Linked DNA regions of Homo sapiens: regions 2, 3, 4, 5, 6 and 7 are each linked to region 1. Evidence: chromatin loops called from intact Hi-C (ENCODE). Cell type or tissue: psoas muscle. All regions are shown on one strand. Region 1 has its middle 30 kb from the start of STRIT1. Region 2 overlaps LOC105374171 (a long non-coding RNA gene). Region 3 holds the start of MME (membrane metalloendopeptidase). Region 4 overlaps MME (membrane metalloendopeptidase). Region 5 has its middle 320 kb from the start of MME. Region 6 overlaps GPR149 (G protein-coupled receptor 149). Region 7 holds the start of DHX36 (DEAH-box helicase 36).

Region 1 (4,000 bases):
TCCGCCCCAGTGTGCACTCCTCCTAGTGTGCATGCCGGTTGGAGTTTCTCCAGGGACCCCTTTATGCTTGGCTGTCTGGTTCCCGCACTCTAAAGAAGTACATCTAACTGCCATTAAAATAAGGATGAGGATGAAGATGGATCTTAACTGCTTCCTGCTGACAGGGGGTGCTGTTTTGGGAAAAATAGATCTCTCTCAGCGGCCTATCTAAAGGTCCCCAATAGAAGGGGCCATCATCCAAGGCTCCAGTTGCATGACCATTTGGAGTTTGATGGCCTGAGGGCAAAAAGAGACAAACCTGATTATTAGAAAACATGTATCAAAATGAACAAGCATTTTCATTTTGGGAAATGGGAGGGGTAAGGACAGCTAAAAAATCCCGAGGCCTTTTACCAGTTTGCACAGGGAGAGGGAGGCTAAAAGCCTGACTGGTAAAAAACCTTTGCGTTTTTGCCAGCATGCTGGGCTTCTGGGTTCTCTTCCCCTGAGCCCAATCCTAAATCCACCAGTTTAAGGTTTGGGAAATTAACTCTTTCCAGTTTGGAGGATGCATCTGAGGGGAGTGTTCTATAGTATGGAGACACAGTTACCTATCAGTGGAGAGAGGACAGAGGAGGAGAAAGGAAAAAAGAAGGTGTTATTTCAAAGGGGTTCAGGATGCATTTGAAAGGGGTATAGACTGAAGATGAATGGCTACCCATCTAGAAAGAGGGGAGCAGACATCCCTTGTTCCCTTCTTTTCCTAGCAAATACCTGGGGTACGTGAGGGAAAGAAGGAAGAGCGCCCTCTTTCTTCCTTGCATCCCTGGGTCCTGGCGACCTTGGCAGCCACCACCCATGGGTGCCAAAGAGGCCTGCACCCATGAAGCAGGGAGGGCCTAGAGAATAGGAATTATCCACTCTCACCTATGTCTCTATCCCCCCCTACTGTCAGTAGCCTTGGAGTTCCCTAGACCTCATTTATGCCATGGATACTAGCATTACCTTTATCCATGAAATGGGAGGCTTGGCTTAATCAATAGGAATTAGCCATGTTCACCTGCACTGTGCCTTTTAACCTCTGTTATCGTCTACCTCTGGATCCCTTAGATCCAGTTTTCTTTCCTAGGGCTTTGACCCGAAGCTTGGAATAGAGTTTGGGACAAAAATGTGTCTTGGAGGGGTTGCATGGACTCCTTATCATAAGCCGAATGCTAAGGTGAAGCCGTGGAACTGCGTCCTCCAAGAGAGAGGAAAGAATGTCTTGTGACACACCCAGATAACTGGTGGCTATAGTTATGCTTGCTAAGATTTGGGTGCATGGGGCTTGGATTTGGTTAGCTCCCTCGGTCTTACTTTCCCCAAAAGGAAACCTCTGGGTGATCGGCATCCTATTTATTCTCATCACCTGGCAGGATTTACAGGATAATTGCTCAGAACTAGAATATTGATCCAGATTTTTACAATAGCACTATAGTAAATATGTGTTGAACCAATACAAGTAGGTAAGGTGAGATGGTTTCAGCCTGCAGCTTGTATTACAAAGAACCCTCCCAGTTTAAAGAGAAACAAGAGATAGGAAGAGTTGCTGCTTGGGATCTTCTTGGGGGAAAGGGGAATTACCCTGGGAATGGTGCTAACAAAAGGTCTTTACCAGAAGAAATTCAACCTCAGAAAGTAATGGATACTAAATTTAGGACTGAGTGAGGTTCAGATTGTAAATGAATACATATCTTTAAATGTTCATTTATTTATTTAATTCATCAAATTGAAATTTGCACAATAAATCTAAACTCACAGCATTAGTTCAAAGGAAGAGTAAAAATTAAAGTGCAAAGAACCAACTGGCTATATTGAATTTATATAAATGAATGACATTTATCCAATTTCTGAATAAATATTAACGTTGAAAGCCATGTGGCACAGGCCCCAGCTCCATTGTGTAGCATTTAATGATCACCCCCAGCTCTCCTGTTCTAGGCTATGTACTTGGTTGTTCCTGTCAGTCACGTGGGCATTATCCCTGTGGCATGTGCCATAGGTAATACAGACTGGTTGCATTGAAATTAGAAGGGTGGTAGATAATCCAGTTAATCCTGATGTCCTTAAATGTTATACCATTCTTTATCTTGAGTCTTTGCAATTCAAATTGAATTGAAGGTAAAGGCTGTATCTATTAATAATAGAAACACTGGACTCATTTGACTCACAAAAAAATGAAAACTGAGCTCCTTTAGAAATTCACACTCATAATCATAATTTTCTGCAACTAAAAACCATTAGTAACAATGCTGGCATCAATTGGAGAGGTCCTCTGTTTTCAAGTGTAATTACAAGAATAAACTGAGTGTTCGCAATCCGCTCACTAGAGGGTGTTAGACACCAAATAGTCACCTTGTCAAGGACAGTTGTGCTGGATCTAATGCAGCAAATCCCACCAAGTCTTTAGAAGGCTAGATGTCAGACTTGCTGTGGACAAATCATCTTTTCACAGATTTCAAAAAAGAGTGCCTTATTAGTGTATTTAACAAATCAGAGTAATTTTAAATTGTTTTTCTAATTAAAAATAAATGTTTACTATAGGAAAATAAAGTACCTTAAAATATGAAGAAAATTTAATTCCACCTATAACCAAGCTGAATTTATATTGTGTTTAACCGTATGGACCTACTAGACAACAAAACTCACAATTTCATATGATTTAACGTACTATTTTGGTATCTGTCTCTTTTTCCTATGCGTATACAGTGATAAGAATTTGCTTTTCATTTAATACTATAGAGAGATTGTGAATTAAATATTTATGTATGAATATATTACTTACTAGTTTGTGTTATTCAAAGTTCTCAAAATTGTATTTAAAATTGCTTAGTCTTTTTTACCTGTAATTTTTTTAGCTGCTCAACAGCAACAAAAAGGCAACATTAAATCGGAGTGACCACTCTTGTGTTAAGCATTAAGTATAACAGAAAATTAAAAAATTCCTTGATTTCAAGGCATTTATAATCTCATTGGGAAAAGGAGATTAGTGTTGCCTGAATGAGTAAAAGTGAAACACATAAAATTCCAGTATAAAGTGGTCTTATATTCAGTTACAGATTCTAAGTGCTACAGAAGCTCAGAGAAGAAAGAAATCAAGATTATCTGAAATTTTCAACAGACTTGCTGGAAGAAGCAGAATTTAGAATGCAGTTCTAAGAAGGCAGGGACTGGGTCTAACTTTCTCCTTGCTGCATTCCCAGGGTCCAGGGAAAGGCATGGAATGCAGCTGGTTTTAAAGAAATTGTCAGTGTTACTGCCTGTTGTGTGTAAAGAAGGTGCTGCTAGCCTCTAGATGAACATATGTCATTGGAGATATTTTCCAGTAGTGTTAGGAGGCCATTCACTCTTGCATGGGGTTTTCCTATTGTTTTTTATTAGAGGGATAGTTAGGTTCTGGAACACTGTCTAGGGTCACAGATCAGGGTGAAGGGTGAACCGACTCTTACTAACATTGAACTTTTAACTTGCCCTTCATAGGCAAGGAATAAGCTAATCTGCTATTGATAATATAGAAAATATGTTAGCCAACAGTGTATCATGTCTGGAAATGAGGATAAAATGTGAAATGTGAGAGGATATATATGTATGTGTATATATATATACACATATATATATATATACACATACGTACGTGTATATATATATACACATATATGTGTGTGTGTGTATATATATATACACATAATTTTTCCTTGTAAGATCCAGAATAAAAGCCAAAAGTAATAAATAAAGAGAACTTTTAGAGGCTGGGAGGATGTATGGTTATGGATTTTTTTCTACTTGTATTCCTTTTAAAATCCCAATACAAAATCCTGTTCTGAATGAAGTAGGAAAACAATAATGAAAATTACAATGCAGGGTCAGCCAGTCATTTAAAATGCCTTTCAGAATTTGAAACTAGATCCTGGTTTTAATTTTTTCATGCTATGTGATCAGTGCTGGCTTTAGGCCATGCATCCTTTTAAGTTGCAAACCTCTT
Region 2 (4,000 bases), 370 kb after region 1:
GGATCTCTGGTCAGTATAATTTTAATTTCACTATCTTTCTCCTTTTACCAGCAGCCACCAACTATTTTTGATTCTATATTCTAGCTATTTCAAAATTCTCTCTTTGGTAGATTATAAAAATGATCACTTTTTTTGATAGCCATTTCATCAAGAGATACAGTCTATTTTTCCATTCTTTAATTCTGGGCTGGCTTGGTGACATGCTTTGGCTCAGAGAATGAGACTGACACACAACAGTGTGCATTCTGAGGCTGGATCTCAAGAGGCCTTGCATATTTCTTCTTGATCTCTTGTAGCCTTCACTGTATGAACAATGCCTGATCATTCTTCCAGAGGATGAGAAACCAAAGGGATCAAAAAGGAGCTGTTCCAGCTGAGCCCTTTAGCTTAGCCAGCTCCCACCTGACCAGCTATTAATAGTCGACCAGAGATGTATGAATCAGCAAGTTGAGATCAGGTGAGCCTGGCCCAGATCAGCAGAATTCCAATGAAGCCCAAACCATACTGATGGCCTGCAGACTCTTAAGCTAAATCAGGGTTTCTCAACCTTGGTAATATTGACATTTTGGACTGAATAATTCTTGGGGAGGAGTGGTACTTTCCTGTGCATCATAAAATGTTTAGCAGCATGCCTGGCTTCTAATAACTAGATGACCACAGCATCCTCACCCCCACTGTGACAACCAAAAATGTCTTTAGACATTGCCAAATGTCCCACCCACTTCCCCACTTCACTGGTTGAGGACCAATCAGCTAAATAAGTGGTAGTTGTTTTAAATCTGTAAGTTTTGTGGGTTTTTTTTGTATACAAAATGCTAATTAATACAGATCCCTTTTTTCTAGCTCTACTGACATTTTCTTACATTTGGTTCCTATAACTTTGCTTTGACTAAATTTTTGCCAGCTGCCTAACTAGTCTTTCTATTAATACTTGGGTTTACTCCTGTAACCCACTTCACACATTTCCATTAGTAGTTAAGCAAATAAACACACAAACACAAATCATATCACTGCAGTAGGACCTCATAACCTGCTTGGCAGAATTCCAAACTCCTGACATAAAAGGTCCTTTATCATTCAGTTTCCACTACAAACCATATGAGGAAGTTTGTATATGCCCCTAAAAAGAATGTTGTTGAATTTTAAAGTTGTTAGGAGCAGATTCTAGTATAGTAGATATTTCCTATTTTATTGAGTATTCATTACGCTGTTTTCCCTTGATCTGGGAAAAAATCCCATATCCTTTTTGGGAAATTATCTCTTCACTGTGTGCAAGATTAAGAAGCCTGTCAATCAAAGTATCTTGACTTTTTCTAACCAAGGGGATGGAAACACAACTTTAGGTACGTTAAATAGCATCTGCTCTAGGATGCAGACTCTTGGAGAATGATGCAAAACCCTAAACAATGATAGGTGTGCCCTTATCCTGTGGTAGCCAATTCACTCCTGTATAATAGTCTAATTTCTGATTCCCCAGTTTGTGTTATTTTTTTTTAAGCCTATTGTAGGCTTTTTCACCTGTACTGGCTGTGATCCTCTCAATATATTCCCTTTTTGGTAATATTATTCAGAGTTTTTTCTGCAATCTTAATTGATCACTCTCACAATAGAAAACAACAAAAACCTGAGTAAAGCAAGAATAAATAACAATGACCAATGTGTCTTTTATGACCTTAGATAAAGTGTGCATTAGTTTTCAAACTAAAATTAGTAGTTATCTTTTAAAAGTATAGTTTAACCATGAATTTATCATAAAATGTTATGGCGAGCTAACTGAATCCTTTTTTAGTCCAAAGGAAAGTTGGATGGCCATGAAACCAATAACTTGGTAGTAGAGACATCAATGGGTCTATAAGTCTGTGACTACGTATGCCAAATTTTTGGTATGTATTGCATTCCTTATTATTTAAGTCAATATATATGAACTAAATCTGATTGTTTGAGGTTTTGTGTGTAATATTTTCTCTTAAATATTTTGTAATATTGACAATAATATCATTTCCTTAAAATAACATTAAATTAATTTTAATATATTTCATAATATATACCTTTGACTAAATCAGTGTGGATTTCTCCCATTCCAGCCCTAATTAATGAAATTCTATTATATTTTTGCTATATCTATCTATAGAAGAAGGAAAAATAATTTTCTCTTAACCCTTAGTCTAGCCTCCTTCATTTCTAGCTAGCTATCTAGCTATCAATCAATCAATCGTATATCGAGGAATCAATTTCCTAGATGCTCCAAGTATTTATAAACCTTATCTTGCATGCCAGAAGTGGGGGAATCAGGTAGCTTAGAGTTTATTTATGCTCTATGCCACTTCTGTTTTATATGCATACTTACAAGCAGAAGACATGTTATAAATGTTCTTCTTCTGACTCTGAGACTCCATTATACTTGCTTAGGTTCTTGAGAAACAGGAGGATGCCCTCTTGAGGTAGTTATTAGCGCTGTACTCTTAAATGTATCCCCTGTCTCCTGTTCTAGGCACATGGTATCATACTTTTCATCCTCATTGTGTCTGAGTGAGGCCCTGTGATTGGTTCTGAATAATAAGTTATGAGCAAAAGTAGCACATGATATTTCCAGGGAAATCATTTAATAGCCAAGGCAAGAACCTTCATAATTCTTTTCTCTCTAATTTTTAATGTTTGAGATGGTGAGTGTTCCCTGAATGATTATGAGCAGAGTAGGTGAATGTATAGATTGAACAAGAAACAAGACTTGATTACTTTAAGTCAATAAGATTTTGTCACTGCAGCATAATGTAGCTTTTCTTGCCTGATAATATCTTTATTTCTGCAAAGTAATTCTTCAGAAATCTGCCTTTTCTCCTAATGGTAAATTTGTTTGGACAAGTAAGAAGATCATCTGAAGGCCCCCACTGATTCTTTAGCCAGTAGTCTAGAAGCTCAATCTTGGTCTTCTTTGGTATATTTGAAAGCACACCTAACCTGCCTTCCTACCTTTCTATCCACTTCCACAGGTTTATAAAGTCTCCTGAAATCTTGAAAATGTCTTAGACAAATGCCCATCATCTAAAACTCTATACCTAAAAAAGTACAATCGAGAAATTCTGCCCCCATCATCAACTTTTTTTTTTTTTTTTGGTTTTCAAAATCCTTTCCTTTTACCTAATAAAAGTTTCTCAAATTCCAGCCTGTTTTACCTCTTCTTGAAACAGGAGGGGAGATAATACTATTTATCTCCTTTTTTGACCCCCAATTTAATAAACATCCTTTCTTCCTCCTTCAGTCTTTTTATTTCTGTTAGCTCTCTATCAGTGTGACTTTGATCTTGATGCCTGACATGTGCTTTCACCTAGAGAAGGTGAAAGTAAAATGGGGATAGGGATTGGGGTAACAACAGGTGCTTTTTCTAACATTTTCTACTGAGGGCACAAAGCATGCCCTGATTTTTAAAAAATGCTGTTAGAATTGGTATTCACATGAACTCAGTTCTGATGTCATTTGTGACAGTTGGAGTGTGATAATCTGTAGGTTTTCTGATTCCAGTGAGGTTATATGCCTGCATATTGACAGGAAGGCTAAAGAAAGCCTCTTTTTCTACTCTTTCCATTTAGCTTGAGCTAAGTGACCCAACAGAGACCTATGAAAGCAGAGAGCAGAAGAGAAACAGGGTAGGGCTATGGGTCACACGTAGTGAATAGAGAAGGAGTGACATCAGTACGAAGTCTGTAGCTTAATAGTTTTCACTAACCACAGTGGCAGCTCTGAGATGAGTTTATTTTGAAAATTCAAGGTTGAAGCCTTTTTAATTCTGAGAAAGAGGAAATTTCTTCAGGATATGTTATTCGTTTCTTTATGGTTTGAGTTTAGTTTTGTTTCAATAGACACCTTTTATGAAGCACAAGACTTCTTTTTTTTTTTTAATTCTGGGAAAGGTGGGTATATAAATAAAATGAAATAGTTCCTATATCTCTTATTGACAGGTTAAATGGCTGGAAATGCTCAACTGAAAAACATTCTGGGGCTC
Region 3 (4,000 bases), 240 kb after region 1:
TATGTCAGAAGACAATGTAGAGAAATGTTTTACTGGTATAAAAGGACTTTTTTTTTTCTTAGTTCTTCCTTAGAAATGACAGTCAGTGTCCCTGTAAAGTAAAGCGAAGGGGTGAACCAGGGCAGCCTCAGGGTTAAATTACAGGTGCTCTGTGGAAACTCCATGCCTTGTGGTGTAGTAAAGCTAGTGGATAAGCATTTCTTTCTCCCTGTAAGTTACTTTCCCTTGGCTTCTCCTCCTTACCCTTGAGACTGGGTACTGAAGCAGCTGGGCTCTTAATGGGTCAGCACCCAAGTTTGCAGAAACAGTTACAGAGAAATGAAGACAGTGACAGAAGCTGCATCAAAACAATATAATCTTTGAATCACCTGCAAAGTCTTCCTCCATCTCCCCCTCTTGTAAATGCCCTGTAAATTCTTAAAGGAAGTCTTTTGCTCTTAGTAGCCTTTTTTCAAAAGCATTGAGCAAAAGCAGAAATGATGCAAGTTTAATCTCCTAATTAACTTTGTCGTTCATTTCCAGTTAATTCTGGAAGGTTCACAATTTTTCTTTAAGACATCAGGGGACAGTATCTGGAATCTCACTGTGGAACATATGACTAAACCCCAAATACCTGAATATCCAACTTAACCACACCCAATCCCATAGAGAAGAGTAAGGGGGACAAGTAAACAAAAGAATACAAAAAAAAAAAAAATACCAAGTTGAGGCTTATAGTCCCATATAAAGCAGGGTACGCAAAAACATACCTGTATTCTTAAAATATTTCACTTCAACTGAAGATGTGTTAAATAAAAAGTTTAAACGGAAAAGTGGACACTGCCACAGACGAGAATAGAGAATTAGGAGGTCTAAGATAACAAGAACCTGCAAACTTCAGCTCGACAATATTACCAACAGAATAAATTACTATTTTAAGTGTAAGCTTAATTTCAAAGCAATGTAAAGCAGCAATTCTTATACCAGTTGAGCATAAGCATTACTATATCAGACAGTCAAAGCAGGAAACCTGGATAACTGATTTGTTAAAAAGGAAATCTCATTGACTTACAGACTTAGACTTAGCTAAGCAGTTTTCATCTTCACTGCACATTATAACATTAACTTATATCTGCAGGTTCCTGAAGCTGTGCTATGCAATTACAGTTTGTTCTATGGAAACTGAGGCACAGGAAGAAGGAGAAACAGTTTCCATATTTAAACTGTGTCTGCAGAAGCTGAGGACAGAGGTACTCAGGATAAATCATCTTCTTGTTTCCCAGACATTAATTAGGTGTTTCCCAGCCTGAAATACGGAGTTCTGGACACGAAGTGCCAACCATATTACTCCCCTGGTTAGTGCTGCTCTACAACCAAAGACACAGGGTTAAGTCCAAGAAATTACCAGACAATTTTTTAAAGTGCTAGAACCCACAAAAATGGCAGGGGATGAAGCTACACGCCTTCATACAGTCGATTTGCCGACAAGCACTTTCCAAATGCTGACGCTGCAAGTCAGGTACTAGTTTTCAGTTTAATAAAATTGCCATTTGAATCATATATGGGGGAGGAATCGACTTGATCGAGAAGCTAAAGAGGGATATTTGGTTGCAATTACCCTTATTTTGAAACCAGACAAATAGACTGAAACCAGTTAAGAGGTCTTAAACTTTCATCTACAAAAGGACACACCAGCCCCGCACCGACCAACCCTTGTGAGATTTAAGCATTAATTATATAATAGGAAATCAGGTTAAAAGCAAGATGAAGAGGTGGGATAATGAAAAGATCTTCCGGTTAAGAAAAGTAAAAATAGAAAAGTGAGTTACAAATGAGAAAATCCGACAGAAACCAAAATGAAAACAAACCTTGCTTTTTAAAAAGAAGAAAAAAAAATCAGTGTCTGTACAGCAGAATGGCAAATTCCCAGCCCCCAAATCAGCCCCGGTGCAATCTGGTAGCGCGGATCTCGGTAACAAAACATAACTCCCCAAGGCAGAGGCCGCAGGGAACTATGGAAATGAACCTGAAGAGCCAACCTGACGTGACTTCCAGAGCCCTCCTCCAGGTCACCCTCTGGGCCCCTCTCCCTCCCCTCACTCTTCAGGTCCCAGTAGCGGCTCCTTCCCAGGGCACGCCTCCTCCACGGCCGCAGGGTCCTGGGCGCTCGGATCGCGCTGGACCTTAGCTGCGGACCCTGCTCAGCGCACCTCCCGGCAGCCGCTCCCCTCGGCTGGCTCTGCCCTCCCCGTGCCCGTCCCACGGGCTCCCAGCGCCCTGGGCGCTCGCGCCCTTTGGACCTTTCTCCCTCAGCTCGCTCTCCTGGGACTCACCAGTGGGATTCGGGAGAAGTTGGAGGCTGCTGAGCCGACACATCCCGACCAATGAGCGCACGGGGCCGGGTGGCAGTGGCGGGCTGAGAGCCCAGCCAAGCGCCTCTCAGTCCGTGCATCCGCCCAAGGCGCGCGGGCTCCAGGCTGAGGCCGGACTTGGGGGAGGTTCCGGACCCGCCTCCGCCCGGGCCGTGGGGCGACGAGGCACCTGGGCATCCCTCCGACCCGCACCCACAGAGACTCACCGTGACCCCTCAGCAGATCCCGCGCCAGGAGTTGGGCGGCTGCTCCAGCCTGCTCTCGGTCAAGCTTCGCCACTTGCACATCTCCGCGCCCCGCGCGTCTCGGCGCTCTCACGGCCCACCCCCCCCACCCCCTACCCCGCCTCGCCGCTGCAGGACCAGAGAGAGGAGCAGTTCCCTGGGTGACCTGAAGGTTTCCGCTAGGTCTCCCAAATCCAGTCACTTCATGTGAGGGGGCCGGGGAGACGGGGGGCGGGCGGTGGCAATGAAAATGTCCCATCCTCCCCACCCCCCATCTCACCATTCCCAAAAGGGCTTTGCTAAACATTTTTAGAATTGCTTAGCTTCGGGGCTTTCAAGAAAACAATACACGGGCTCTTCGGGATTCTCTAGTCCTGAGGGGGCTCCATCTCTCCCCTGTGGACCGGAGACTATAATGCTTGCCTCTTCTCACGCTCTTCTTTCGCTCTCTTTCCCGCTCCCTTTCCTCCCTGAATCCAAGCTTCCTTCCTTCTTCATTTAAATGTCCTCTCTCCCTCCCTCCTTCGTTTTCTTTTTTCTTACTCTCCCTCCCCGTTTCCTTCTTTCCTTCCTTGCTCCTGCTTTCTCCACCCCGCTTCCCTCTTTCTTCCCTTTCTTTTCCTTGGTCGAAGTACTCTCATGTCAAGATCTGAACTGAAACTCTCCGCTCCCACCTCCTGACTTCAGGGAATCTTAAAACGTGTGTACATCGGAGGTTGAGGGTGGGGAGTGAGAAAGAGAAAAATAAACTAAAGTGTGTCTGCTCTACCTACTGAAATCAGCCGTAATGCGCCTGGACCCTCACAGTTTAATGCAAGCAAGCAGCGTACCCCTTTCACTCAAGACACAGCGATTCCTCCTCAAAGGGGTAAATACAAACAAGGAAATAAATACTTTAGGCACAAAGGCAGTTTCTTTGTAAAAGCTACCTTTAGCAGCTATAATTGCCAAGGAGCTCAGAGGAACTAAACTTCCTTTTTTTTTTGCTTCCAGTGTACAAGTACCTTTAATACTGATCCCTTTCCTCTTTTGAATCACAGGTAATTACACACACACACACACACACACACACACACACATACACACACATATTCACACTCCACTGCGGAATTCATACTGAAATAAAACTGGGTTTGCAATTATCTGTTTTTAATATCAAAATGATTTGCTGCTTGAGAAGAGTCCCCTTGTGCTAAAAAATTTTCCATCTTTTTCATAGCAGAGAAAGCTGAAAAGCAAGGAGAAAAGGTAGTTCATCCTAATAAGTGGAATACAATGGAGAGACATTTCCCCAAAAAGCTAACCAATCTTTAAATAATTCGATTAATATAGAGGAAAAATGGAGTGTGTAGACCTAACAAGTGCTATTGACGTCTATTTACGCTTTCTCTGTGCATCTTACAGACACTATTTAGTCCTCACAAC
Region 4 (4,000 bases), 140 kb after region 1:
CCTCCTGGGCTTAAGCGATCCTTCCACCTCAGCCTCTCGAGTAGCTGGGGTCACAGGCATGTGCCACTATGCCTGGCTAATTTTGTATTTTACTTTTTGTAGAGATGGGGTTTCCTTGTGTTACCCATGCTGGTCTTGAACTCCTGGGCTCAAGCAATCTTCCTGCCTCAGACTCCCAAAGTGCTGGGATTACAGGTGTGAGGCACTGCACCCAGCCCTAGTTAGTGTTTGAATCCCTATTTCTTTGGTGTTATAAAGCTGCCATACGTCTTAGCATTACATCTTTGATGCAGTATGTCAGAGGACATAGAGCATTCATAGCATGTAAGAAGGATTTACACCAAGGTAAAACGATAATACAGATACTTGGCTCCATTTGTCTTCCTGGATATAGCATAAATGTCAGATTGGAGATTCTATCAAGTGTATTTATAAGAGTGAAATGGGATGCTAATATGCCTAATACCCGCAAAATTGTCAGTTTCTGGGTAGAAGGAAAATCCAGAGTATAAACATTTATCATAAATATTAGTCTTTCCAGTCTTTCTATACTTCCCCAAGTTGGAAACTCATCATTATTTCTGGCAAGAGCCAATGATTATTTTTCTGCCAGACTTCCTTTGTACAACTGAGAAGATCTGTTTTGTCAAGCAAAATAGAAGCACAACATTTTGTCTATGAGGTTGAAAGTGAAAGTAGTGTTTCTCACTGTTTTAGAGGAAATGCAAAATACAAAGAAGCAGAAATTAAGAAACCATTGTTAGATAAAAGATTAGAATGCGATAAACATGTGCCAGTTTGACCACCAGTCAGATGTGACTCCTCTGTCCACTTGACCAACCAAATGGTCAACTTCTTCAGACTAGAGACTGTGGATAAAGACACTTACTTTTGGCTTTTGCCTAAGTCATCTGATTATGCTAGTGACTCCATATAACATTTGATGGCCATTTCACTTTTGAAAAAAAATCCAATCAGAAAGTCATGGTGATCTTTGAAAAAGGGTGGGGAAAACAAGGACATAATGGATACAAAGCTTATATCATTCATTTTCTAAAAATTCAATTTGAAGCTAGTGGGAAATGCAAGACTACAGAGATAAAAGCTCCATTTAATCTTAATATTTTTCAAGAAATAAATGGGGTAGAGATTTACACAGGAGTTGGCAGTTTGGAACAGAGTTGACTAGGCATAAAAGCAATAGTATTAAAAACGTTTGTTTTTATTTTGTATTTTTGAGACTGGAAACTGATAAAAATTTCTGATTAGGAAACTTTGAGAATAGAGTCTTTCTTCTTTCCAAAATAACAAATGTCTTTTAGTTTGAGAGCTCCAGCTGTGGCAACAAGAATGATAAATGCTTTTGAGAAAATTAGCAAGGTTTTGCCCCACTTAAATGGTTAACAGTAACAGCAGCACAGACCCAAACTTGATAAAACTTTGGTACTTGTTATTTGGACTAAAATTTTGTCTCACTCGATTCAGACACGTAAATGGGAGTTTTCAGTTTATCCTGCCCACTGATTCATAACTGGGAGACAGATTCATGGGAAGGCAGCATTGGACACATACTCCTTCTCTTGCTGAGAACCACCAATATAATCTAATTCTCTTTTTTTAGGTGAGAGAAGCAGAGGCCCAAAGGAATATTGCAAATACCCAAGGTCACCCTGTCAGGAGTGGCAGAATAGGGCTGGAACAAGGACTCTTTTCTCTGGACAGCTTGCACCTACAATCCTTTCCATCTTGCACCTACAATCCACTCGAACACTGCAGCATGGAGGCAGACTCCTTGCCAACGGGTATTGTCGAGAGCTTCTTCCTACCATCATTTGTGAGTTTCATCAGCTCCCAACCCTTTGTGTCTCAGCTTCTAAACTTTCTTTCTTTGACCAGAACTCAGCCATAGTAGAACTGGATTTATGGATGGAATTAGAGATATGTCTTATCTGATGTGACAACTCCAAAGAATCGGTAGTGCTTTAGAGACATCAGAAGGCTCTACAGAACTCAACAAGAGTACCATGTAAAATTCATGATGTCTGGATGTGTGAGGGATAGGGAGGCATTGCTATTTTTGACTTTGATCTATCCTTTAGGCCCAGAAAATCTTATATTTGTAGACAGAGGGGATCCAGGCACTGGAGAGTTGTTCCTCCATAGGGATGGGAGCCTAATGTTTTAAAAAGCTAACAGTGAAGAGTCTAGTGGCTTTTTATAATTTGTACTAGTCACTCTTCACTTCTGGCTCTTCACCTGCTCTGACATGATGGAAATAAAATAAGTTAGAGACAGCTGTTTTATTAGAGCTGGAAGCTCCTATTACTCCAACTACAAATGTCACTTAGGTAAGTTTTAAATGTATTTTAGGGAAATATAAGTATACTTGTAACGGTGGTTGTGATAAAGGAGGAAAGGGTAAGGGTATCCACAGTTGGCTTGAAACTATAATTTCAATGCTTATAATAATTTTTGGAAGGATTTGAAGAAATAAGTCCATTAAAGGCTCAAGTAAGATGGTAACATGCAGTACATTCATAGTTGCACTATTTGTAATAGCGCCAAAATGGAAAGTTCTCAAGTGCCCATCAACAATAGGATGAACAAATTGTAATAAGTCCCACAATAGAACATTATTCTGCAATGAGAATGAAAAGATCCACAATCAGCACAATACAGAGGAATCTCACAAATGTAAGGCTGAGAGAAAGAAGCCAGGCACAAAAGAATACATACTGATTGATTCTATCTGCATAAAAGACAAAACCAGGCAAAGCTAGTGAATGATATTAGAAGTCAGGATAGTTGTTGTTCTGGGAGTAATAAAGTGACAAGGAGGTGCTTTTAGAGCGCTGGTACTGCTCTGTTTCTTACAGGTGCTGGCTACAGGGCCATTGTTCAGTTAAAGTTAAGTTTATTGAACTGTATACTTATGCTTTATGCAATTTATGTACATATGTTATAGTATTTCTGTAACTTTTTTTTTTAAAGGCAAATGGGCATTTTTCAAGAGACAGGGAACTAATACTCATCATTTAGATAGAAATTCCCTGCTTTCATCTTTTGTTAGGAAAAATAAGAATTTTGGAAGTGCTCCTCTTTTGTAAAATCTTAATCAAGTAATGAACGAAAATAGTCAATACAACAGGAAAAGAGAGGAACAGAAGCCTCAAAAGATGAATTCCTATCAAGCAGTAAACAGTTCTTTTCCAGAACTCTTTGTGACTTATAATTCTAGAAGGTCCATCAGAGGCCTCCCATTTCTATTCAGAAATGCACTTCTAAAGTTAGACAGTTGTCACAGTCTTAGGGAGCAATGAGTTCACAATTTCAATTTATTATCAAAATATTTCCATCTGATGACAAACCTGAAAAGACAGGAGATGCAGAGCTACATAGGTGCAGATTTGCCCTTTTATCAGAGACACTCTCAGGGACAGATTTAATTTTGAAAGTCCAATTTGAAAACCACAAGTATATATATCTCTAGACAACTGTCCAATGGCAATTTTTACCCTAAAGTTTGTGCTTAAATCTTTTCATCAATATGATTTATAAGTTTAAATAGTCTCAAATTTTCATCTGTATATCGCTTTATAGATCTTGGTTCACAACTGTTTATTTTAAGCTGAAACTTCAATATTCATTGATTACCTATAATAATAGTTACTCATAAATGTAGTTAATAATTAAATATAAAAATTATTATTTTTACATTTATATAAATCTCTGAAAAATACCAAGTTTTGAGAGATAGAGCAAGAAATTGCTTAGAAAATTGCAGGAAGCCTGAAGAATCTCAGCATCAGTCAAAGCAGGTACAACAAAAAACAATTTTAGACATTCATTTTTTGCTTTAAGAGTGCTTAAAATAAATGATCACAGAATGAATAACTGATGTATGGCAAAAATGAGTTTAAAACTATGTAAGCTCCAAGGCCCCAATGTGTATAAGAATTCTTTGGAAGGATTTTGAAGGACTGTAAATGTTGCAAATAAA
Region 5 (4,000 bases), 560 kb after region 1:
TCTGTATTAACCATTGGCTGTAACAGCCAATCTACAGAATTGCTGTGAAGATTAAGTGGAGAAGCTTACATTTTCCAGAAGATAATTTTTTTGTTTTTTTTTAATTGCTTTCAACATATTAAGTTTTTGTGGACCCTTTGAGACTCTGGTAAAATCATGAACATTATATACCAGCAATATCCACACATATACATAACATAAAAATTTACATAGCATTTCTAAGATTTCAAAGACCTCCAAAACTCCATTCAGGGACAACAAGTTAAAAAAAAGCCTGAATTTAACTTGGTTGGGTCTCCTTAACCTCACTGTCTCCCAACTAGAAGGTGAAAATAGTGATCAACTTCCCAGCTTCCAGTTCTAAGGGCTGAGAGGCCTACACATAATTTGAGGATAGGTTCCATACCACTTCAAACTGCTTAACAACGTGTTATTCAGAAGTCCTGGTTTGAGTTTGCTTTATAAGTATAAATTTAGAGCTAAAAATGGAGTGGAGAGAGAAACAGTTTGGTCAAAGTCTTTGGTCTTTGTAAAATGCAAAATATTTGGAAAATAGTCTGGAGGGGTTGGTGGCATTTAGCCATTCTAAGTGCCAAGAATCACATCTTGTCAGCTCTTGCTGATTCGCCGTTGACCTCAATGACCTCTATGTCCCTTCTTCATTAGAGCACACTGGGAGAGTGAAAGGATGGCGCCATTTGGGACCACACTAGGAAAAACAAATTCTACAAGTTGTACATTTCATCATTTTTTTTCTTCCACTTAAAAATCTTGACAAAGGTTTATCAAGTTGCTTGAAACCCCATTATGATTCAAATCAACAAGTTCTACAGAGAAAACCCACTGAACAATTTACTGTGGCTTGTAATATCTGTTCATATTCTTCTTAGCAGACACAACAACAAACCTCATTGTTTACCACTGGTTACTGAGACCAGAATAGGTAAGAAACAAAAGCCATCGTCAGATTTGTTTTGTTTTCCAGTTGGTTCTTTCTTTGAAAGAAAAACAACTGTCTTTTAAATCAAATCCTTACCCTTTTTTCTACTTCATTATTGGTAGGTCCAATTATAATTAATGAGCAACTAATGAACATTCGTTAACTTAGACAGTAATATTTTTATTTTTCTTTGGTTGATTCAAGAACAGCTACACAGATATTTACTCAAGATTATGAATTTAAAAACTTGACTAAAGGTGAAAAGTTATGACATAAAAGAAATGCCAAACATCTTTTCGTTTAGTAGCATAAAAATGCTATCAAGCAAGGGCATAATCTGAATTTTTTAAAAATTGATGTAGATCATTGAATTTGGCAAGAAGAATTTGTGTGTGTGTGGTGGGCAGAGGTTTAAATGGGTCAATGAGTTAACAAAGGCCGGTTCCTCACTGTCTGAAATAATTTACCGATTAAAACTCCATTCACCTGGTCAAACATGTTCTATCAATTTCAATCCTGTTTTGAAATTAGAGGTTTGCTCAACTTGAAAGGAGATTTATAAATAATTTATAAGCATTGATATCCATGCATCAGAGAAAGCGTAGAGAGATGAATTAGCCCTATTTTAAAACTTAGTAGTTAGAGTTCCAAATAAAAAGTCTCAAGGAAACACAGTGAATTTAGTAAGTTCCCAGTTAGCCAAAGCTATTGGCTATTGGCTGAATATCTGGTTCTTACGTAAGTTTACTCTGCATGTGACCTACGTACATTTATGTAAATTTACTTACATAAATTTGAGACAGTTATCAATACAATAGTACTTACATGTAAGAAAGTATTTAAGTTAAAGCAAATACTTAATGGTTCTTTTCATTTTAGCACTCACTGAAAATCAGGCATTTCAAAGTAACACCAGAATGTTTATATCTTTTATATTAAATAGATAGACAATTTAGCCAAAATCTTATTCTGTACTCTGCAACTCTGCTTAGCATATTGTTCAAACTATACAATGACAAAATTCCATTTTAAAGAAAATTAAAGTAGGATAAATTTAAAGAAAATTAAAGTAGGATAAATTTAAAGAACAATGAAAAGACTACAGACATCAATACTACTATATGAAAATTAAGTGATACCCCCATAGAATGTTTATTCCACTATCACATTTAGAGTATCAAAAATTCTCTTGGGAACAGAGATTACAGTATTTTGAAGCAAACTTTCAGTTTATAATTCCTTGACAAGTACAATTTATTAGCAGAAAAAATATTTTGAAAAGGATTTTGTTCTTTTTCTTAACATGAACCACAAAGTGCTTTTCTGTCTTTTTCTAGATACAGGCCTACATACATTAATTTTATGTAAAACCAGCTCCCTCTAGTGATAACAATAATGTTTCCAGCAAGAAACGAACCGGCTTTCTAGATTATTTATATAAAACCCTTTGAAATTGAATCTCAAAATAAACACTTGAGAAGATCGACTTTTATTATAGAGGATAAAAATTCTAATAACCTTCCAAGTCATTTGTTAATAGTCTTTCTTAGTTTAATGCTCTTTTAAACATGTCAATACGGGGAGTGACCCTGGTGTTCAACTTGTTCTCTTTGCTCACTGGGAAAGCCAGGCCCAGAAATATAAATGCACTCTGGTATGTTCAATAAAAATCAGTTTACGTTTTTTTTTTTTTAAATCCAATAAAGAAGCTTATGATTCAATAGAAAGATATGATTTTTAAATGCTAATTTCTGTACACAGACATAAATATCACTATTTAAATCAGCACTTTAAATATCCAGTTGCTTTCTTTGATATCACTGAGGATGAAAACTGAATTGTGTAACTTTAGCAATGTAAAACATCAGACAGCTGTTGAAGAATGAACTCCTCACTGGAACTCCTGAAGTTTGGCTATGGTTGGTATGATGTAGAACAGTAGTTTTTAATTTTTGCTGGAAAACACTAGTTAGCAAATTTTTTTGTTTTGTTTTGTTTTGTTTTGAGACGGAGTCTTGCTCTGTCGCCCAGGCTGGAGTGCAGTGGCGCAATCTCGGCTTACTGCAAGCTCCGCCTCCCGGGTTCACGTCATTCTCCTGCCTCAGCCTCCTGAGTAGCTGGGACTACAGGCGTCTGCCACTAGGCCGGCTAATTTTTTTGTATTTTTAGTAGAGACGGGTTTTCACCGCGTTAGCCAGGATGGTCTGGATATCCTGACCTCGTGATCCTCCTGCCTCGGCCTCCCAAAGTGCTGGGATTACAGGCGTGAGCCACCACGCCTGGCCGTTAGCAAATATTTTGGGACTTACAGGCCACGTGGTCTCTGTCGCAAAAAATTAAGCTCCGCTGTTGTAGCATGAAAGCAGTGATTGATTTGTTTGTGTTGAATCACCCTTCTATCCCTGAGATAAATCCCACTTGGTCATGATGATCTTTTTAAACAGGTTGTTGAATTTAATTTTTTTAGTATGTTTTTGAGAGTTTTTGCATCAGTGTTCATAAGGGATAATGGCTTGTAGTTTTCTTTTTTTGATGTGTCTTTGTTTTTGGTATCGGGGTAATACTGGCTGAGAGAATGAGTTTGGAAGTATTTTCTACTCCTCCATTTTTTGGAATAGCTTGAGTAGAATTGGTATTATTTCTTCTTTAAATAAAGATTTAAATTCTGCCATGAAACCATGGGGTCTCTGGCTTTTCTTTGCTGGGAGACTTTTTTATTTTGGCTTCAATCTCTAGTATATTTTATATTATTTTATATAGTTGCATAGTATATTTTGTATACTAGTATAGTAGTATATTTTGTATATTTTATATTGCATAGCTGCCCAGTATATTTTGTAATATACACTTTTTTAGATTTGTATAATGTTTGTAAAAAGGCAAAAATTCCAACACAAAAATGGGCACAAATATAAATAGAATAGTCACACAATAATAATAATAATGGCTCTTAAATATAAAGAAGTGATCAACATCACTCATAATTGGAAAAAAATTAAGTTACACTGTATTTTTTTCTTTTTCTTAAATTGTCTTTATTCTTTATATTTTTTAAAAAAT
Region 6 (4,000 bases), 990 kb after region 1:
GTGTTACCTAAAGATCACACACTGTGGTAATGAAAAGATTTTACTTCTTATCTGACTTCTAAAAAATATTTTCTAAATCAAATCTTGGCCTAGTTTACCAATGTTTTTGCTTGTCAACTTCCTAGTAAACAGAAAATTGTATAAACTCAGTGAATATACTGTTCCATGCATATGTTTCTATATACAATGTTGGCCTTTACTGCAAAGGGGAAAAAAGAGGAATTCTGGGAATGGAAGAAATGTAACAAAACCCCAAATTATATTTGAAGGAACTTGCCTAAATGTGGCTAGCAAAACAAGCTTATTACACTTACTGCTTTAGCTTTACATTCTTCTGTAAAATGAAAAATTAGCTTCCAACTGAGAAACACGCAGGTTCCTAGTCTATAAATAGTTGTTTCCTTCATTTCTACCAAATATAAATTGTTTACTGTTTTTTCTTTTTTTCTTACCTATAACAGTTTTCCTTTCATCTTTTCAGTATGTCAAGACTGTCCCATAAAACAAATATATTGTGTGTTAGAGGTGGAATTAGAAGTATCTTTAACTCAAACATTATTGGAAAAAAGTTGTAATTGTGTAATTGTATACTTTATCCTAAAATTGTTTTTTTTTTTAACTTGAGTGGAAATTGGGAGAAAATACTGGCAGATTCAGTTATGAGAGGTACATCCAAACATGGTAGGCTTCTGGATACAGCAGAGCAAAATCCTCTAAGTCTAAAACAAAAGTATCTGTTTTTAAAGCTGAGGATTGGGCAACCTTTCTTAGTCATTCTTGAAATAGAAAAGTTTACTTCAAATATTATATCAAGTTTAGCTGCTTTTTTGTTTCTTCTCTAAAGACGTGTTGTCTCAAAGAAACAGTTGAACCTATTTTATTAAGTGATTGTAAGGTATACATTTCAAGATAATTCTAGAATGCATTACATTGCAAAAATGCAGGAATCACCTTGGCAGAATAATAGTAAGATGTATTTCAAAAATTATAAAGTGATTTTCCTTCAAATTGCTTTATTCTAACCTTCCTGTAAACATATATGAAATGTATTACCTAAAAGTTTATTTTCCAAAGTTACTGAGTTGACACTTTACATAGTCTTAGACTTTGTGCCCCTCACATCACTCACATACTTTATTTATTTATTTACAGATTGAATGAATTGTGTTTTAGAATGATTTATTTTGGTTTCTGTTTTATTAGGTTGAATTAGAATTCAAAATTACTTGACATCGGCTTTCAGAATGTTTCATCTTTTGTTGCCACAAGCATGAGTCATTTTCAAAATAATTATCTCAATGGACTTTCTCAATCTTTAACTTCTCAATATCTAGTTATCTAAATTTGGGAAACATATGTATTACCACTAATAATGTTTGTAAAGCAAGCCTCAAATAATGTGTAACATATAAATTCAAAGTCAAATGTATTCTCGTTACAAATATATTTTATTTTAAAAGACTGTATCACCAATATTAACAGCTATTTTAACACAGTGACAAATGGACAGATAAATCAGATATTATAAATCAGTAGCATTAAATGTCTTTATAAAAGAAAAATTGAATTGAATATTCTCATAATGCTTTGTAGAAGATAGGCTTTGATATCTTAAACTTAGATGTATAATTTTCTGAAAGAGAAAGGTGATATTGCTGCTTTAAAATGCAATTTCAGGCAAAAAGGAAATTAGACACAGGATCATAATAAAGCTGAAGAAAATAGCAAAGATTTGAAGGCAAACAAATTCTTTATAACTGCACAGCAATTTGAATGGGATGGAGATTATAACAGAAATCAAGGTTTAAAGAGCATTAAGAAATAGATAGAAGACAATAATACCCATTTTCCGTCTCATTTTATTTTAACTGGACAAGGGCTTAAACTGGGGGAATTGGAAAAATAATTAGGATATTCCCATTTAATTGCCCTTGGTTGTTGAATTAACTGTATAATGGATGCACATAAAAATTCTGCTGCATTGAAACAACACCAGTATTATTTAGCCCAAAGTCTTAGTTTGAAAGGCTAATCAGCACCATATTACTAACCTGTAACACTTCAAACTCCAAGCCAACAATAGCTGAATATACAAGAAAAATCTACTAGAGCTGTGCCTAAGCATGAATGACGCTCCAAATCCTTGTTAAGGGAGGAGAAGGTTAAACTACATAAGTTTACTTAAGTCTGCTTACTCTTTAGAGTGATTGATTATAAAAGTGTGTTTCTAGTAGAGGAAATACCTTTCTAGATATCTTGTGATATAGCCAAATACCTTACCCTTGTATAGTTATATTGTTCTTCTTATTAATAAATACTATATTTTGTATAGTTTTCTCTTTTCTCTATAAATTGATGTATCTGAAGGCAAAAACTTATTACCTAATAAAAATATCACCATCTGGTGGTGACTCCTATAAACTGCAAACACGTAATCCCCGAGACTCCCAAATAGTATAAACACCTAATATATAATCCCTAAGACTTCTGAGAGTTGTGACTGACAGAGGCAACTCTTTGAAGATAGCAAATGGCACAATATTACTTAAAAATATAATAAAAGAGTCTTAGTTATGCATTTTTTGGAAGCTTTTCTTGATGTGGTTCTATAATATTGGATTTTACAAATCGATTTTCTCTTAATTTCTTATACTTTTCAGCTACCTTCATTCATTTCTTCATTCTAATATTTAATAAATGACTACTACATACTAAAAATTGTTCTAGATACTTGGTTTTATAACTTTTGAACAAAACTCAAACAAAACAAATATATGTTTTTACATTTACTGTGAGTTTGAGACAACCACAAAGTCAGAGAACACAGTCCACAAAAGATTGCTCTCACTCCTGACACAAATCGCAAATTCAAGGAATTCCCAAAACCACTGCTAGTTTCAATAATTCACTAGAAGGACTCACAGAATTCATAGAAAACTGTGTACTCATGGTTATGGTTTATTACAGCAAAAGGATACAGAATAAAATCAGCCTAGAGAAGAGGTCATAGAGCCAAGTCCAGGAAAAGTTGTAAATGTGGAACTTCTATGGTACTCTCCCCATGGAGTCATGGACGGCATTACTTTCTTTGGCGACGATGTGTGACACCTTGCACAGACTACTGCCAAGCAGAAAATCTCAACTGAACCTTGGTGTCCAGAGTCCTTCCTGGGGCTGCATCATGGTAGGAGCAAGGGTAAGCATGGTTGACTACTCACATGACTGATATCTCTTTCTGGCTCTCCAGGAGGCCAAGTTGATACAGAATGCCCAAAACTCCCCTCTCAAAAACACATTGTTACTATCTGCTGGTCCAAGGCCCCCAGACAAACAAAGATACTATTTTCGGCTATGACATTCCAAGGGCTTAGAAATTACCTCCCCCAAAGCCAAGGACAAAGGCCAAACCTCTCTTTGGATAGGTTAAGTTCTTTACTATATATTTACATATATACATATGGTAGTGATAAGTGTGTGGTACATATATATGTATGCTGGTATTAAGTGTGTTGACAGAAAATAGGGACCAGAGGTAACAATGGCCAAAGAATAAAATTAGAATAAAGGGACAAAGATGGGAAGAGTGCTTTTTTCAATAATTTAGTCAGAAAAGCCTTCACTGATAAAGTAACATTTCATCAGAGTCTCAAATAAAGTGAGGAAACATGCTATGTGATTATCTAGGGAAATCATAGTCCCAGCAAAGGGAACAGCAAGTATCCAGAGGTAGGAGTGTGCCTTTTGTAATCTGTGAAACCATTAAGGAGGTCAATGTGAATGCAGCTGAGTGAGAGAGGTAGAGAGTGGTTGGAGATAAAGGCAAACAGATAATGGCAGGAGGAAACTGGCGTTGCAGACCAGGTATGAACATCTAGTCTTGTTCTAAATGAAGTGAAAAACCATTGGAGGGTTCTAAGCAAAAAAGTGACATGATCTCATTTCAAAAATGATTGTCTATTGCAAGGGTCAAAGACTGTACAGACACAAAGACCACCACAGA
Region 7 (4,000 bases), 1.0 Mb after region 1:
TTCAGTCTACTCTCTTTGTACTTTTAACGTTTCAACTTTTCTTTTTTCTTTTTTTTTTTTGATGGAGTCTAGCTCTGTTGCCCAGGCTGGAGTGCAATGGGACAATCTTGGCTCACTGCAACCTCCATCTCCTGGGTTCAAGTGATTCTCCTGCCTCAGCCTCCTGAGTAGCTGGGATTACAGGCATGCACCACCATGCACAGCTAATTTTTGTATTTTTAGTAGAGACGGTTTCACCATGTTGGCCAGGCTGGTCTCAAACTCCTGGCCTCAAGTTATCTGCCCACCTTGGCCTCCCAAAGTACTGGGATCACAGGTGTGAGCCACCACACCTGGCCTCTGTGCTTTTAACTCTTACAGCCTGCTTTCTAGATACTCCATTTGTATGTTTCATAAGTTCCTCAAAGTCCACATGTAAAAATAAAACACATTAACTTGCCCTGCCCCTCACCCCCAAAATGTTCCTTGTCCTGTGTTTCTCATCTCAGGATACAATGTGCCTCCCCATGGGTTAATAATTCAAATCTTAAACTTGGAGTCGTTTAACCCTTCCAATTCTCCACATTCAATGAATCATCAAATTTAAGTAATTTTATCTTCTAATGTCTCCTGATTCCAATTCTTTCCACATGTAATGCCCTGTCATCCCATTTTGCCTCCCCTACATCACATTAACTAGTTTCCCTGTATCCACTCTTGTCTCCGCTATTTATTTCCAATTGAAGCAGTCAAAATAACCACTGCTCTGCATAAACATATCACTGTTCTTTAAGTGGCACATAAGTTTTCCATAATCAGACCCCTATCTACCTCTTTGGCCTTCCCCATCAGGCTTTAAGATTCAGGGTAGTTGTTTTAAGTTCTCCGATGTCTCACATCATTATCTGTCTTTACACATTGTTCCTTTCACCTGCCATACTTTTCTTCTGCCCATTAGTCTGGCAAAAGTCTACTTATCTCAAAAGTTGTTGCATAACTCACCTAACTCCAAAATTAAATTCTTTTGCTGTAGTATCTCTTGGCTCTTAGGGAGGAAATACTTTTTGTCTACTTTCTTAGATTCAGTGTTTGCAGGCCCCAGACTTAAAGTGACAAAACAGATTAGCAAAAGAAAAGACAGACTTAACCACATACATAATAGAGTTCACAGAAAAAGGTGATTCAGGGAGGTAGAGTTCTGACTTATCTACCATCTTATAAAGGGAAGGAAAGGGGAAAACAGCACGTATGGAAAAAACAAATGACTTTTAGTAAAAATAAATGACACCTTAAAACAGATGCCAGATATGATAGCTTTGTGACAATGTCTATTCAAGTGTGTTGCCAGCTTCTAACCTCCAGTGATAAGAGTCAGTCTTCCTGGGTTTCCCTCCCAGGGAGGAGCTTGATTTGAATTCCTCCGTGTGGTTCTGCATTTAGACAGGTAGATTTCAGAAACTCAAATGTCTTTGCTCAAAATAATTTTTAGGCCACAATGGTGTATTGTAGACCCCTTCCTGGCATACAGCATTTCCCTTTCTTAATTCACTGCACAAAGATAGCCTTTGTCTTTCCCTTAAGACTGTAGGCAAATAAAAGCTCATGCCATACTTGCTTTGTTCAGTGAGTATTCCCAGCACCTTTACATCAGTTAACTGTAACATGAGCTGGATATCTCCTGGTGTACATCCAAGCCTGTGTGGCCCAATTACTTGATTATTCAAGAACAGCTTGTACAAAACACTCAGTGTGCTGGTTAATAAACAGTATGTGGCTTCATATGAACACATGAATCTTCAAAGTAGTTTATTTACATTGCCTAAGAGCTCTGCACCGAATTTGGGTAGACACGCTCATCTTAACACTATTGGATAAACGTACTAAATAGTGACAACACTTTCAAGGAGGTAAGGGGATTTTAAATTACATATTTGAATAGTTGTCAGGCTGTTTTCAAGACTAGAAGAACTCATTTTTTAGAGACTTTTCTTTAGAAGACGGCGAATTGATCCAAGGGTTCTTTTGTTTCAATCAACGTTTACTACCCTAGGACCTAAGTGCAAAAAAACTGCGGATTTACCAGGAATAAGAAAGTAAAAACCAAAAGCTATTGGCTCACTTGCTGGGCCTAGGGAAAGAAAATCTACGAGCCTTTGGCTGGCTGTTGCTCCAGAGGTACAAAGATAAACAACTCGGGGGCTCAGACAGAACCTGATCCCTGCCACCCTCCAGACCACCGGGGTCGTCCTCCCGTGACGTCACCAGAAACCACTGCTTGTGACGCTAAATGGCCCGCCCTCTTGTGCGGTGCTACGGAAGCAAAACGGAAGTGGGCGCACAGTGGCTTCCGGGCCCGGACGCCATTTCCAGCGGTTGCTGGTTCTGACGGGTTGTAGTCTGCCAGGACAATGAGTTATGACTACCATCAGAACTGGGGCCGTGATGGGGGTCCCCGCAGCTCCGGTGGGGGCTATGGAGGGGGGCCAGCAGGGGGTCATGGAGGTAACCGAGGCTCCGGAGGAGGCGGCGGCGGCGGAGGGGGTGGTCGAGGCGGCAGGGGCCGGCATCCCGGGCACCTGAAAGGCCGCGAAATCGGCATGTGGTACGCGAAAAAACAGGGGCAGAAGAACAAGGAAGCGGAGAGGCAAGAGGTAATCTCGGATTCAGTAGTGGAGAGGATGAGGCAGCACAGGTTTTCTTCTCTCTCCCGCTGCCCCCTTTTTCTTGGTTTTGTTTCTTAAGTGATGCACGTGTTTTGTGAAATGTAAATGAGGCGCAAATATATTATGCTGGCGCTCCCCGTAGCGGGTGTACTGCGTAACATTAGCCATGCTCATCTGACCAAAAACAGGCAGGATTTATGCAGGCTGAATATATACTTTGCTTAAAGGACTTGAGAACTGTGACAAAGCAAATGTTAAGTTCACGTTCCAACCGAAATTAACTTTATTAGGAGTGTCGTTGTCGTATCTCTGGCCGTCCTTTCCCTTAGAATAATAATTGTCACTTTAAGGTCTTTGCCTGGTGAAGAAGCACATAGCGACCTTTCTACATTTGAGATAGGTTTGCGCGGAACAAAAGCAGGCAGACACTGTTTTGGATGTGGATCATTCAGAAAAATAGTCCAGCTTTTATTATTAGTGTTAAAATTATCTGCAAACCTAGGTTTTTGTTTTTTATGTTGGGGTGGAGAAATTTCTATTGATGAGCAGATTCTCTTTGAAAAGGAAAATGAAAGGAATCTCCAGAGATGATTTGGCTTACTCTCCTCTCTTCAGGTGATTGTCAGGTTGATTTGTGTCTTAAAGATCTGTAGTAAGGGAAACAAAGTTCTCCGAGTGACTAGTAAATAAAATTCTAATAAAAAATAATTTTTATCATTAAGCAGGAACTTTCTTAGTATAGGCCTTTGGTGACTTTTTAAAAGCACCTTATAAAATGTATTATAGAGTGTAATTAGATCATCATTTAGGCAACTTTTTTTTTTTTTAAGACAGGGTCTCACTCTGTCGCCCAGGCTGGAGTGCAGTGGCACGATCTTAGCTCACTGCAACCTCCGCCTCCCAAGTTCAAGCGATTCTCCTGCTTCAGCCTCCCGAGTAGCTGGGATTACAGGCGTCCGCCACCACCTCCGGCTAATTTTTGTATTTTTAGTAGAGACGGGGTTTCACCATGTTGGCCAGGTTGGTCTCGAACTCCTGACCTCAGGTGATCCACCCAACTCGGCCTCCCAAAGTGCTGGGATTACAGGCGTGAGCCACCACGCCAGGCCTAGACTACTATTTTTAAACCGTTCCATTTCTTTTTATTTCTTTTAACCATGTCATGTTCATTCAGGTGTTTTGGGGGCCTTATCCATTTATCTTCATAATTTAAACTTTTCTTTAAAAAACAAATCCATTTCTTTTACAGCCCCAAATTAACTTTTTCGTTGGGCATACTGGCTTGAAAATCAGGATACGGACGTCTAAGTAACTTTACAACTTTTATTTATTAAGGCTCTGTTTGAAACAAGGTTTTA

The links. Hi-C counts contacts between places; a loop is a spot of excess contacts. Peaks named below come from ENCODE experiments on the same cell type or tissue, not always from the same donor. Only the 100,000 strongest peaks of a DNase experiment are listed, where the experiment ranks them.
Region 2: it touches region 1 in a loop (4-fold over the local background); 26 of 110 quality-filtered maps call a loop at or near these places.
Region 3: a loop joins it to region 1, with 2.8 times the contacts of the local background. A loop is called at or near these places in 14 of 110 quality-filtered maps.
Region 4: it touches region 1 in a loop (4-fold over the local background); 7 of 110 quality-filtered maps call a loop at or near these places.
Region 5: a loop joins it to region 1, with 11 times the contacts of the local background. A loop is called at or near these places in 72 of 110 quality-filtered maps.
Region 6: a loop joins it to region 1, with 15 times the contacts of the local background. A loop is called at or near these places in 66 of 110 quality-filtered maps.
Region 7: a loop joins it to region 1, with 4 times the contacts of the local background. A loop is called at or near these places in 66 of 110 quality-filtered maps.

The regions. Positions count from the first base shown.
Region 1 is chr3:155,321,618-155,325,617 of GRCh38, reverse strand. No RefSeq gene overlaps it. Among named protein-coding and RNA genes, the nearest start is that of STRIT1, 30 kb to the right of the region's middle. In psoas muscle, a CTCF peak has its summit at 2,345; no DNase peak of the experiment used is centred here; H3K27ac peaks cover 811 bases.
Region 2 is chr3:154,953,396-154,957,395 of GRCh38, reverse strand. It overlaps LOC105374171 (a long non-coding RNA gene), which reads left to right. Exons shown (of 5, transcript XR_001740568.2): 2 at 297-457; 3 at 1,790-1,883. Among named protein-coding and RNA genes, the nearest start is that of MME, 120 kb to the left of the region's middle. In psoas muscle, CTCF peaks have their summits at 2,227 and 2,430 (motif pointing left); no DNase peak of the experiment used is centred here.
Region 3 is chr3:155,078,314-155,082,313 of GRCh38, reverse strand. MME (membrane metalloendopeptidase) reads right to left here and starts at 1,995. Exons shown (of 23, transcript NM_007289.4): 1 at 1,848-1,995. In psoas muscle, no CTCF peak of the experiment used is centred here; a DNase peak (open chromatin) is centred at 2,383; H3K4me3 peaks cover 3,583 bases; H3K27ac peaks cover 1,553 bases; H3K27me3 peaks cover 841 bases.
Region 4 is chr3:155,180,906-155,184,905 of GRCh38, reverse strand. MME (membrane metalloendopeptidase) reads right to left here. Exons shown (of 23, transcript NM_007289.4): 23 at 1,202-4,000. Among named protein-coding and RNA genes, the nearest start is that of LINC01487, 58 kb to the left of the region's middle. In psoas muscle, no CTCF peak of the experiment used is centred here; no DNase peak of the experiment used is centred here; H3K27ac peaks cover 1,560 bases.
Region 5 is chr3:154,756,794-154,760,793 of GRCh38, reverse strand. No RefSeq gene overlaps it. Among named protein-coding and RNA genes, the nearest start is that of MME, 320 kb to the left of the region's middle. In psoas muscle, a CTCF peak has its summit at 2,343 (motif pointing left); no DNase peak of the experiment used is centred here.
Region 6 is chr3:154,333,522-154,337,521 of GRCh38, reverse strand. GPR149 (G protein-coupled receptor 149) reads left to right here. Exons shown (of 4, transcript NM_001038705.3): 4 at 1-2,579. Among named protein-coding and RNA genes, the nearest start is that of DHX36, 11 kb to the right of the region's middle. In psoas muscle, a CTCF peak has its summit at 2,417 (motif pointing left); no DNase peak of the experiment used is centred here.
Region 7 is chr3:154,322,804-154,326,803 of GRCh38, reverse strand. DHX36 (DEAH-box helicase 36) reads left to right here and starts at 2,317. Exons shown (of 25, transcript NM_020865.3): 1 at 2,317-2,630. The coding sequence starts at 2,388. RefSeq lists an enhancer at 2,130-2,424. In psoas muscle, no CTCF peak of the experiment used is centred here; a DNase peak (open chromatin) is centred at 2,283; H3K4me3 peaks cover 2,591 bases; H3K27ac peaks cover 1,966 bases.